2 separate regions of the Homo sapiens genome follow, and region 2 is linked to region 1. The links are chromatin contacts, found by Hi-C or POLR2A ChIA-PET in ENCODE. All regions are on one chromosome and are shown on one strand. The core of a region is the stretch at or near the end of the contact, and the rest is flanking DNA. Distances in the headings are between cores, read along the strand shown.

The links. Hi-C counts contacts between places; a loop is a spot of excess contacts on that map. ChIA-PET counts read pairs that join two places held with the same protein, here RNA polymerase II (POLR2A). Pooled maps may share reads with other maps.
Region 2: a map of heart right ventricle shows a loop between it and region 1 (2.7-fold over the local background). The contact joins two enhancer-like sites. A Hi-C loop is called at or near these places in 3 of 168 maps with a recorded cell type or tissue (GM12878, IMR-90 and heart right ventricle), 1 of 37 single-sample maps with no recorded cell type and 5 of 50 pooled maps. POLR2A ChIA-PET finds 5 or more read pairs at or near these places in 2 of 52 experiments (AG04450 and naive thymus-derived CD4-positive, alpha-beta T cell).

The regions. Positions count from the first base shown.
Region 1 is chr1:100,462,666-100,467,102 of GRCh38, forward strand. It overlaps CDC14A (cell division cycle 14A), which reads left to right. Exons shown (of 16, transcript NM_003672.4): 9 at 1-216. Among named protein-coding and RNA genes, the nearest start is that of GPR88, 73 kb to the right of the region's middle. RefSeq lists enhancers at 1-104, 1,383-1,472. Within about 2 kb of position 1,251, at least 6 of the 41 ENCODE cell types and tissues checked have a DNase peak (open chromatin) inside an H3K27ac peak, as active enhancers do.
Region 2 is chr1:100,733,524-100,738,565 of GRCh38, forward strand. It overlaps VCAM1 (vascular cell adhesion molecule 1), which reads left to right. Exons shown (of 9, transcript NM_001078.4): 8 at 979-1,245; 9 at 4,600-5,042. The coding sequence ends at 4,760. Among named protein-coding and RNA genes, the nearest start is that of VCAM1, 16 kb to the left of the region's middle. Within about 2 kb of position 1,333, at least 2 of the 41 ENCODE cell types and tissues checked have a DNase peak (open chromatin) inside an H3K27ac peak, as active enhancers do.

The DNA.
Region 1 (4,437 bases), core at 1-2,500:
CCCCTGAAGCCTACTTTCCTTATTTCAAAAAGCATAATGTGACTGCAGTTGTGAGGCTAAACAAAAAGATTTATGAGGCAAAGCGCTTCACAGACGCTGGCTTCGAGCACTATGACCTCTTCTTCATAGATGGCAGCACACCCAGTGACAACATCGTGCGAAGGTTCCTGAACATCTGTGAGAACACCGAAGGGGCCATCGCCGTTCACTGCAAAGGTGTGTGCAAGGCCTCGGTGGTGGTGGCTGTGCTTATCGAAGGGGCGGGCCAAGGAAGAGCAAATAACATAAAACAAAACCTGTTTAGTGTCTTAGAAAAACAATGAGGTTTTAAATTTCAGACAACTGGGACACAAACTCATTTTAATAACCCCTTCTTAAAGAAACGATTGCTTGGGTGTGGACAATTGGTGGTGGTGTGGCTTTCTTGATATGCCAGTTTTTCAGACCTTACCTTTCCAGGCCCACGTGCCACAATGAGGGGAAACACAGTAGCAGTGTCTTTAGGCTGCAGGAACACCTTTAAACAGGTAAAATTCTCAAGAGACAAGGGTTGTTAGTTTTCCTCTCTCCTTTGTTTTTTTTCAGAATTGCCCATCTCTTCTCCATCCTCTTGCACTGTCGTGGTTCTGTTTTATGACCCAGTTATCTGGACCCCCATTCCAGTCTCTGCTTTTCCCTCCCCTCCTAGTCTTTGGCTTCATGGAGCAGAGCGTCTTCCATGCCTGTTGCTAGGGGCAATCCGCTAGCTTACAATGCTGCTGATGTGATGCTGCCTCATGGAATAAACTTAAAGAGTTTGTTTTGCAAAAATCTCTGATCTCTGGGGGTGGATACTTTGGGGCAGGAATTGTTCAGACTATAGAAGGTTTAGGATTGCCAGATTTAGCAAATAAAAATACAGGCTGCCTAATTAAATTTGAAAGTTAGATAAACAATGAATACTTTTAAAACAAAAAGTATAAATATGTCCCAAATATTGCAGGGAACATGCATTCTGTATTTTATCTGGCAACCCCATGTCAGCTACTCAGAAAATATGACATGCCATTTGCTCTAAGCTTGTTTGACTTCGAGGAGGCTTAAAATCCACTCCATTCCAGATCTTTCGGTATGGATAATACTGGAAATATTCCAGATATTTTACTGGGTCTTTGATTTCAGCGAGGAGAAATCACTAGGGCCGCCCTGGGCTGGAGCCTCGAGTTCCTCATGTGCAGCTCCTCCTAGTGTCGCTGGGTGGTGCTGTGCTTATGGTTTTGGGTCTAGACCCGGTTTCCCTCTCATTTTATGCTAATCATCTAGTAGGTGTTGGGGAGGGTGCTGTTCTTTTCATGTGCCTAGTGCTGCTGTAACTGACTTATTCAGACGAGTATGGCTTTGGTTCTGACAGAAATTAAAATGCCGTTTTGTAGGCCCTTGTTTCTATGTTTAAGATTTGAGTAGGTGGAGGTACTTTGTGAACATGTGAGCAAAAATGGGAAGCTGCGGTTTCCCAGAGACCCAGAGAGATGGAAATGAGCAGCACGTGGCCTGGGTTTGGAGCAGGGCTCCCCATGCCAGGCTCCCTCCTCCTGGGTGGGCAGAGCTCTCCCTCCCCACCCTCCCCATTAGCTAGCAGGATGGGCCCTGGCTTTGTGGGATATCTTGTCTCTGGCGTGGAGTCTGTTAGGAAGGTGTCACTTGCTGGCTCATTTGTGGGTGCTGCTTTCAGGCCACAGTGGGGTGCCAGTGTGTTGGCTTGTCCCCATGTGATTCATTTGCACCCTGTTTGCTTTTCCATTGCATTTTGTTCAGTATTGCCCAGGTCCAAGAAAAAGCCCACATGTCACGTATTTTAAACAGCAATAGAACTTGAGAGCTAATGGGAACGTTTATATCAACGTTTAGCAGGAGATAATCCTATCTTCTCTTTCAAACTTTAGTTTTGTGCCATAAAAATTGTATTTTTTCCTGAGATTAATTTGGCCTTATTTCTTAGTTCAAGTAGTTTTATTATTACTACGTCGTAGAGTTTATCTGTGGATTAGCCATCCGTATCTTGGATTGACACATTCAAAGGAGAAGAACTGCAAAGCTTTCATTAAAACTCAGTGTGTTTCTTGATAGTATTTCTCACCTGAGAGACCTTGTGCAAAGAAAACTCTCTGGTGTTAAACATTCTTATTACAGATATTTTCTCTATATCCTTGACCTGTGAATGTTTACCTTTTAAAAAATATATGTATTTATTTTATATTGCAAATTTCTTTTCTTTTCTTTTCTTTTTTTTTTTTTTTGAGACAAAGAGTCTCGCTCTGTCACCCAGGCTGGAGTGCAATGGTGCGATCTCAGCTCACTGCAGCCTCTGCCTCCCAGGTTCAATCAATTCTCCTGCCTCAGCCTCCCAAGTATCTGGAATTACAGGTGCCCACCACCACTCCTGGCTAATTTTTTATATTTTTAGTAGAGATGGGGTTCTGCTGGCCAGAACTGGTCTTGAACTCCTAACCTCAGGAGAATGTTGGCCAGGCTGGTCTTGAACTCCTGACCTCAGGTCATCCACCTGCCTCAGCCTCCCAAAGTGCGGGGATTACAGGTGTGAGCCACCGTACCCAGTCTGTATTGTAGATGTTTTTATTTTAAATCAGAACCTTTAACATTGAAGTCAGTTCTTGTATAGGATAGTCACATTTACATGTGGTAATATCTTTTTGAGATTGTTATTTCATTTTCTTCCACTTGCACACACACGTAGGATTCTTTTATAAGGATTACACCTTTGGTTTAATTACAGCTGTATTGCTTTTCACAGCATACTTATCTACTATAGGCTTATTAATTATTTTGACATCTGCCCTAATTAAGTCAGCTTAGTTTTCTGGGAATTCAAGCAGCACTCAGTCTTTTAATTGAACTAAAAGAAGGAAGGAGAAAGAATCTTATCCTATGTCAAATGAACTTTGGTGGCTACTGAAAAGGGAATGAATATGTCATGCCTCAACGTAAAGTATTTTATACAGAGATAAACTAGAAACCAATTTGCTGGGGATTACATTTCAATATCTGCATTTCACTTTGTGGTTGATAAAAGAGATGGCTATGAATTCTTGAAATTCTCTACCACAAATAATAATCTAAAATACAGCAACGTTGTGATAGTCCAGTATGTGATTATCGATGTTCTATAGGGCTTTCAGAAAATGCCTGGAACTATAAAGCAATTGGTGTTTGACTTGGTATAAATAGAACACTTTTCAACATCTTGTCATGCTGTGCCAGGGAGCCCTTTAATTACAAATGCTTAAAAAATTTTGTTAAAGTTTTTATAGAAACTTAGTGAAATGTTCCTATTCAGTTCAGTTGTGGTAAGAGCTCCTAACTATTGAGTGCTAAGTGCGTTCTTTTTATAGATCAAAATTATAGACTCTTTTTTAAAAGGGGGAAGCTGCTTTAGTTTCAGAGAAATTGGAAAATTTCCTGCACCTCCTTTTTGGTTGTGAGTGTGAACAGGAGCCTAAGTGAGGGAGCCATCCAGGTCTTTGCACAGTGGGGAGCAGTGAGAGAGAGTGTTGTCTCCATAAGGAAGGCCCTTTTCTCTCCAGATAGACACCCAAATTGGTGACTTGAAGGAAGAACTCTGGAAACTCACTGGGCTCTGGCTTCTGCTCCAGGATGTCACCTGTGTTTTATCTATACGGTTGCCTATAGTCTTGCCAGGCATCTAGGGAATTAACAACGATAGGCACTGGGTGAAATAGAAGGCAAATTACGCAGAAATCTTAATCATAAAGGGAGAGCCCCACTGAGACCAAAATTAAACCTCACTCTTCGAAAGAACATTGATGTTTGATCTGGGGCAAGGGTTCCTTCAGATTAAAACAGAACACACACACACACCTCATCTAATGAAACAGAGTATGAATACTTCTTAAAAAGGAAGGGTTAGCCGGGAGTGGTGGCCCACGCCTGTAATCCTAGCACTTTGGGAGGCCGAGGAGGGCAGATCACCTGAGGTCAGGACTTCGAGACCAGACTGACCAACATGGAGAAACCCTGTCTCTACTAAAAATACAAAATTAGCCGGGCATGGTGGTGCATGCCTGTAATCCCAGCTACTCGGGAGGCTAAGGCAGGAGAATCGCTTGAACCTGGGAGGTGGAGGTTGTGGTGAGCCGAGATCGCACTATTGCATTCCAGCCTGGGCAACAGCAGCAAAACTCGGTCTCCAAAAAAAAAAAAAAAAAAAGAAGGGTTAATGGGAAGGAAATGTCAGGCATCTGTAGACACAAAATTGTTGTTTTAGTGGGATGAAAAACTTTTTTTTTTTGTATAAAGCACAGATTTACATAAACAGATATGCAGTCTATCTGTGACAGTGAAATTTCATGGGGACTGATTAGGAATAAAATATCTAAAGAGGCTCCTGGAAGGAACAATAATGTAAAAAAGGTTGAGGAA
Region 2 (5,042 bases), core at 83-2,582, 270 kb after region 1:
AACCTTTTGGATGGTTGTCATGACCTTGGATGGGGAAAGAATTTCAAATCAACTTACAAAATAGAAGACCTTAATAGGGATTAAAAATTGGTGATATGGTACCTGCCTCCAGTGGTTGTTGCATTAATAGAGATGTTATATGTCAAGTACTTAGCTCAGTGCTTGGAACTTAATAAATGGCAGTAGTATTGTTAAGGATAGTGAAAAAGCCACATCTGTACAGCTTAACTTCTTGATTGAAGAATCCAACTCAAAACTCAGAAACCTGTAAAGGCCTTTGTACTTCAAGGAAATTTTTTCAAAACAGTATTACAAAAAATTAAGTTTCTATTTCACATCTGAATTCTATAGCTCTTTATCAAACACTGTATTTGTCAATTTTCACACTGCTATAAAGATACTACTTGAGATTGGTAATTTATAAAAGAGGTTTAATACAGTTCCACATGGCTGGGAAGACCTCACAAAATGTGCAATCATGGCAGAGGAGAAAGGGAAGCAAGGCACACCTTAACATGGCGGCAGGCAAGAGAGAGTGAGGAAGTGCCACACTTTAAAACCAAAAGTTCTCGTAAAAACTCATTAACTATCATGAGAACAGCATGGGGGAAACAGCCCCCATGATCCAGTCACCTCTCACCAGGTTCCTCCCTCAAAACGTGAGGATTACAATTCAAGTTGAGACCTGGATGGGGACACAGAGCCAAACCATATCAAACACCTATTCTTTGTGCTAGGCTGGGTAAATAATTATATTAAGGAACATGAAAGAAGCATAAGCCATGTACTCTCTTAGTTAAAACATGATCATTTCCAACAATCCAGCAATGCTTGACTTCTTTACTTGCCCTTCTTAACATTTAATGCAAACGCTAAGCACAAATAGCTCCAGGGAAGCTATTGTTGATGTCGCTAAATTAATATGGAGTTGGTTTATATTTCACTCAATCAGGGATGTCTTTTAAATTCTCTTTACAGTTACTCCAAAAGACATAAAACTTACAGCTTTTCCTTCTGAGAGTGTCAAAGAAGGAGACACTGTCATCATCTCTTGTACATGTGGAAATGTTCCAGAAACATGGATAATCCTGAAGAAAAAAGCGGAGACAGGAGACACAGTACTAAAATCTATAGATGGCGCCTATACCATCCGAAAGGCCCAGTTGAAGGATGCGGGAGTATATGAATGTGAATCTAAAAACAAAGTTGGCTCACAATTAAGAAGTTTAACACTTGATGTTCAAGGTGAGTTTGTTTTGAGTTTTTGTTTTCTTGGTAATAGTTCAGAGGTTCCAAGGATTACTAAGAGTTTCCAATATTTGATGAATGAGTTGGCAAAATGGAGCTGTGGTTTATTTCTTAAGGATTCTTGGAAAAATCAAGCACAGCTGCTTTATCCTATAAAGTTTAGCCAGGAAGTTGACATTAATCATTCGTGACTGAGGAATTCCTGCTTGCTTTTTTCAGTTTACAATTTATCATTTGTCTCTGAGGTCTTGCAGTTGCTAAATGTTTAACCATATTTTCAAACCTTTTCCCGGGAGGTTATAAGGAAACTAAAGAAGTAGGATTGGCACATTGAAAAAGAAGGGTTCTATCCAGACCCTCTTCCTTTCTACCAGAAGGAAACACTATTTTCTGAACATGGAGTAACTGCAATTTTCTGGATTGACTCTTTTCAGGATAATAATTGGGAATAGTAAACTTGATCCTGAACAACATAAAAAAATCTCTCGACTATCGAAAAGCCTCATTAAAATTCCAACCCACTTGCCATCCTACTCTATTCTGGTGGACAGAGAAAGAGAGGAGCAGTATCCTCATTGGAGAAACTTCAGGGGCCCCTTAATCTCCTAAGCCCTCTTGTGAATGCACAGTAGGTAGGATCTGCTGATCTTATTGGTGTAAACAAAATACATCAGCCTTGGCTGATCAGTATCACACCCCTTGCACACCAATTAGCTGCTATTGTGTAATGGAGGCCATACTTGGCGGTGGAGTGCAAACAGGACTGCAAACAAATGCCAAGTCTTAAGAGGTCTGGCACTTGGCTATTGGAGTGAGCAATCACTTGTCAATGCAGAGAAAATTTGAATCTACATCAGAAACAGGTAAAATTTTTGTTCGTCTACCCAAATTTCTCAAAATGGCAAGCCTTACCGTATGTATGTTTTCCATCTTCACAGTACCTCCTCAAAACATGAGAATAGCTGTATAGCTATACATCCATCTAGAAATGTTAAAGAAGGGGAAAACATCACGATTATATATGAAACTTCTAGTCATCCACCTGCAGTGATTATCCTGAAAAGAATTGATCTAGCCAATGAAGTTACTATGTGTTCAAAGAAGGGAACATTTACTTTGTATCATGTCACTCAAAATGATTCAGGGGTATATGTAATCAGTGCTTCCAATGAGGTTGGGGATGATTCTGGACAGATTGCAATCTCAGTTATGAGTAGGTTGAATTTACTCATCCCTATTTTCTTTAATCCTTAATGCCTCTGGGCCACCTTTAATTAAGCCTAGCCCTGGGAAATTGGTCCCCTAACATTTCTGTAATTCTTTTGTTAATTAATTGTGACCTTTTAAAGACACATCAAACCTGCTTCTCTACTTTTTGACTCTGTCTCACACACATTGCTTTATTTTCTAATTGCTTTATCAAATTAGCCACTTACACAGTTGCTACTTTTTACTCATTATTTAAATGAACAATCAAAGAATATTAAGCGCTCAGCTAGAAACTCATGCCCCCAAACTGAATATAGTTTAAACTAGCTAAATTTTAATGAAGACCAAAAAATGGATATTTTTCTGGGTATTTTGAACTAGATTTCTTTTGCATTTGGCTGGATTTTTTATTTGTTTCATTTTGTCTTAGCTTGAACGTATTCCATTAATAGAAATCATCAGGATTTTTAAAAGATATTCAGTGTTTATATGACAAATAGAAAATTGTATTTGAAGGTTGCCCTGGCAACTACCTTGGCAGCAAATTTGTATTTTTCTGCCAATGCCTGTGGGGAAGACTGAAAGGCAAAAGATAATGTATATTACATTGAAAAGAAAGAAAGAAAAGAAATAGAAATAGTATTTCTGTTTCTCAGCATGTCATCAATATTGATGCCTATCCATAATCATGTTGATGGACATCCCATTCAAATATTACCTTTATACTTTGACTAGCTCAGCTCTAGCAAGGGAAAGTCAAAAAGTGAGACAATTATCATTATGCTTAGGGTGAACTGTTTTTCTTCAATAATTTGAAAAAGTGACTTCACATTATCTGATGCTCGTGATTCTTTTTACTTGGTTGACCTCCAGTGATTAGAAAGCTCTGGAAAGAATGTAGTAATCACCAAAGTCAGATCTCTAGTTTCTGCCAGGACTGAGACAATGTATATGCCACTTAGTGAAACTTAATACTTGTGTGGTCACATGATGCTGTGCAAAGTATAAACAGGAGTGAGTCTTCAGTAAATGACACACTATCTTCTTCAGCTGCTCTTATAAAGTTAAGATGTTAAGCAGTATAGCAGCTGTCAGATGATTTTTTAGCAGATTAGAAAGAATACTAATTTTAAAGTTTTTGTATGCTGTTACCTACTGTACTCCATTTACAACTAAGTGGCAAAAGCAAAATGTAGAGAGAAAAAAATGTTATTAGTGTTTAAAAAATATTGTTTTTGGTGCCAACTAGGCCAAGCAGTGAGTCAGGTGCTGGCTGTTCAGTGATGGACTAAAAAGAAAATAGATATACATGTCTTGATGTAATTTTTAGCTTAGGGGAGGAAACTAAACTTAATAAGTAATTACATGGATAAATGTTTAATTAAAAGCTGTAATAAGGGTTTTGAAGGGAAAACGAGTGGGTTTTGAAAATATATTGAGGTTCTTAATTTAGAATGAGGGAGATATAGATTAGAGAATGCCTCTAAGAAACATTTAAGCTGTAACATAACACTGTCCAAAGAACTCTAGTTTATCAAAAGATGATATAAATGCTGAAGAGGAAAAATGTATTAATATGCCCTATTTCTGACATAAAAAACATAGAAACTTCTGTATATCTCTGAGAAAGCCATTGGCAAGATTTTTTTTTTCTCTTACGATCTTATTTGTGGCATTTAGCTATAATGGTCACACTCTGAATATTATAAGGATTTTCTTAGAGAACTGGTTAGTCATTTCAATTCATGGTCATCAGAGTCCCAGTTCTTTAGTAGATATTTTTATTTCCCCAAGCAAGTGCCTCTCTCCAATTCCTGTTCTTGCCTCTCTCCAATTCCTGTTCTTGTTAAAAACTTGTACCCTCCCTTCCATTTTACAACTGAACCTGAATCTATTTGAATCCAAGTTTGTGGAAGCCAACAACTATCATCTTTAGATCCATCATGACCATAGCAACCACCAACTGATTATTTGGATAATTCAGACAAACATGCATCTTGGGTCCTGATGGTCCTTATCACTGCTTTGATTCCCTTCTCTTTGGAGAACTAGTTGTACTGTTATAATAAACATGTAACTGTTGTTATTAAATGCTATCTTTTTGTACTAGACATTAATTGCATCCATTTTGTTATTTTCCAGGAAGAGAAAACAACAAAGACTATTTTTCTCCTGAGCTTCTCGTGCTCTATTTTGCATCCTCCTTAATAATACCTGCCATTGGAATGATAATTTACTTTGCAAGAAAAGCCAACATGAAGGGGTCATATAGTCTTGTAGAAGCACAGAAGTCAAAAGTGTAGCTAATGCTTGATATGTTCAACTGGAGACACTATTTATCTGTGCAAATCCTTGATACTGCTCATCATTCCTTGAGAAAAACAATGAGCTGAGAGGCAGACTTCCCTGAATGTATTGAACTTGGAAAGAAATGCCCATCTATGTCCCTTGCTGTGAGCAAGAAGTCAAAGTAAAACTTGCTGCCTGAAGAACAGTAACTGCCATCAAGATGAGAGAACTGGAGGAGTTCCTTGATCTGTATATACAATAACATAATTTGTACATATGTAAAATAAAATTATGCC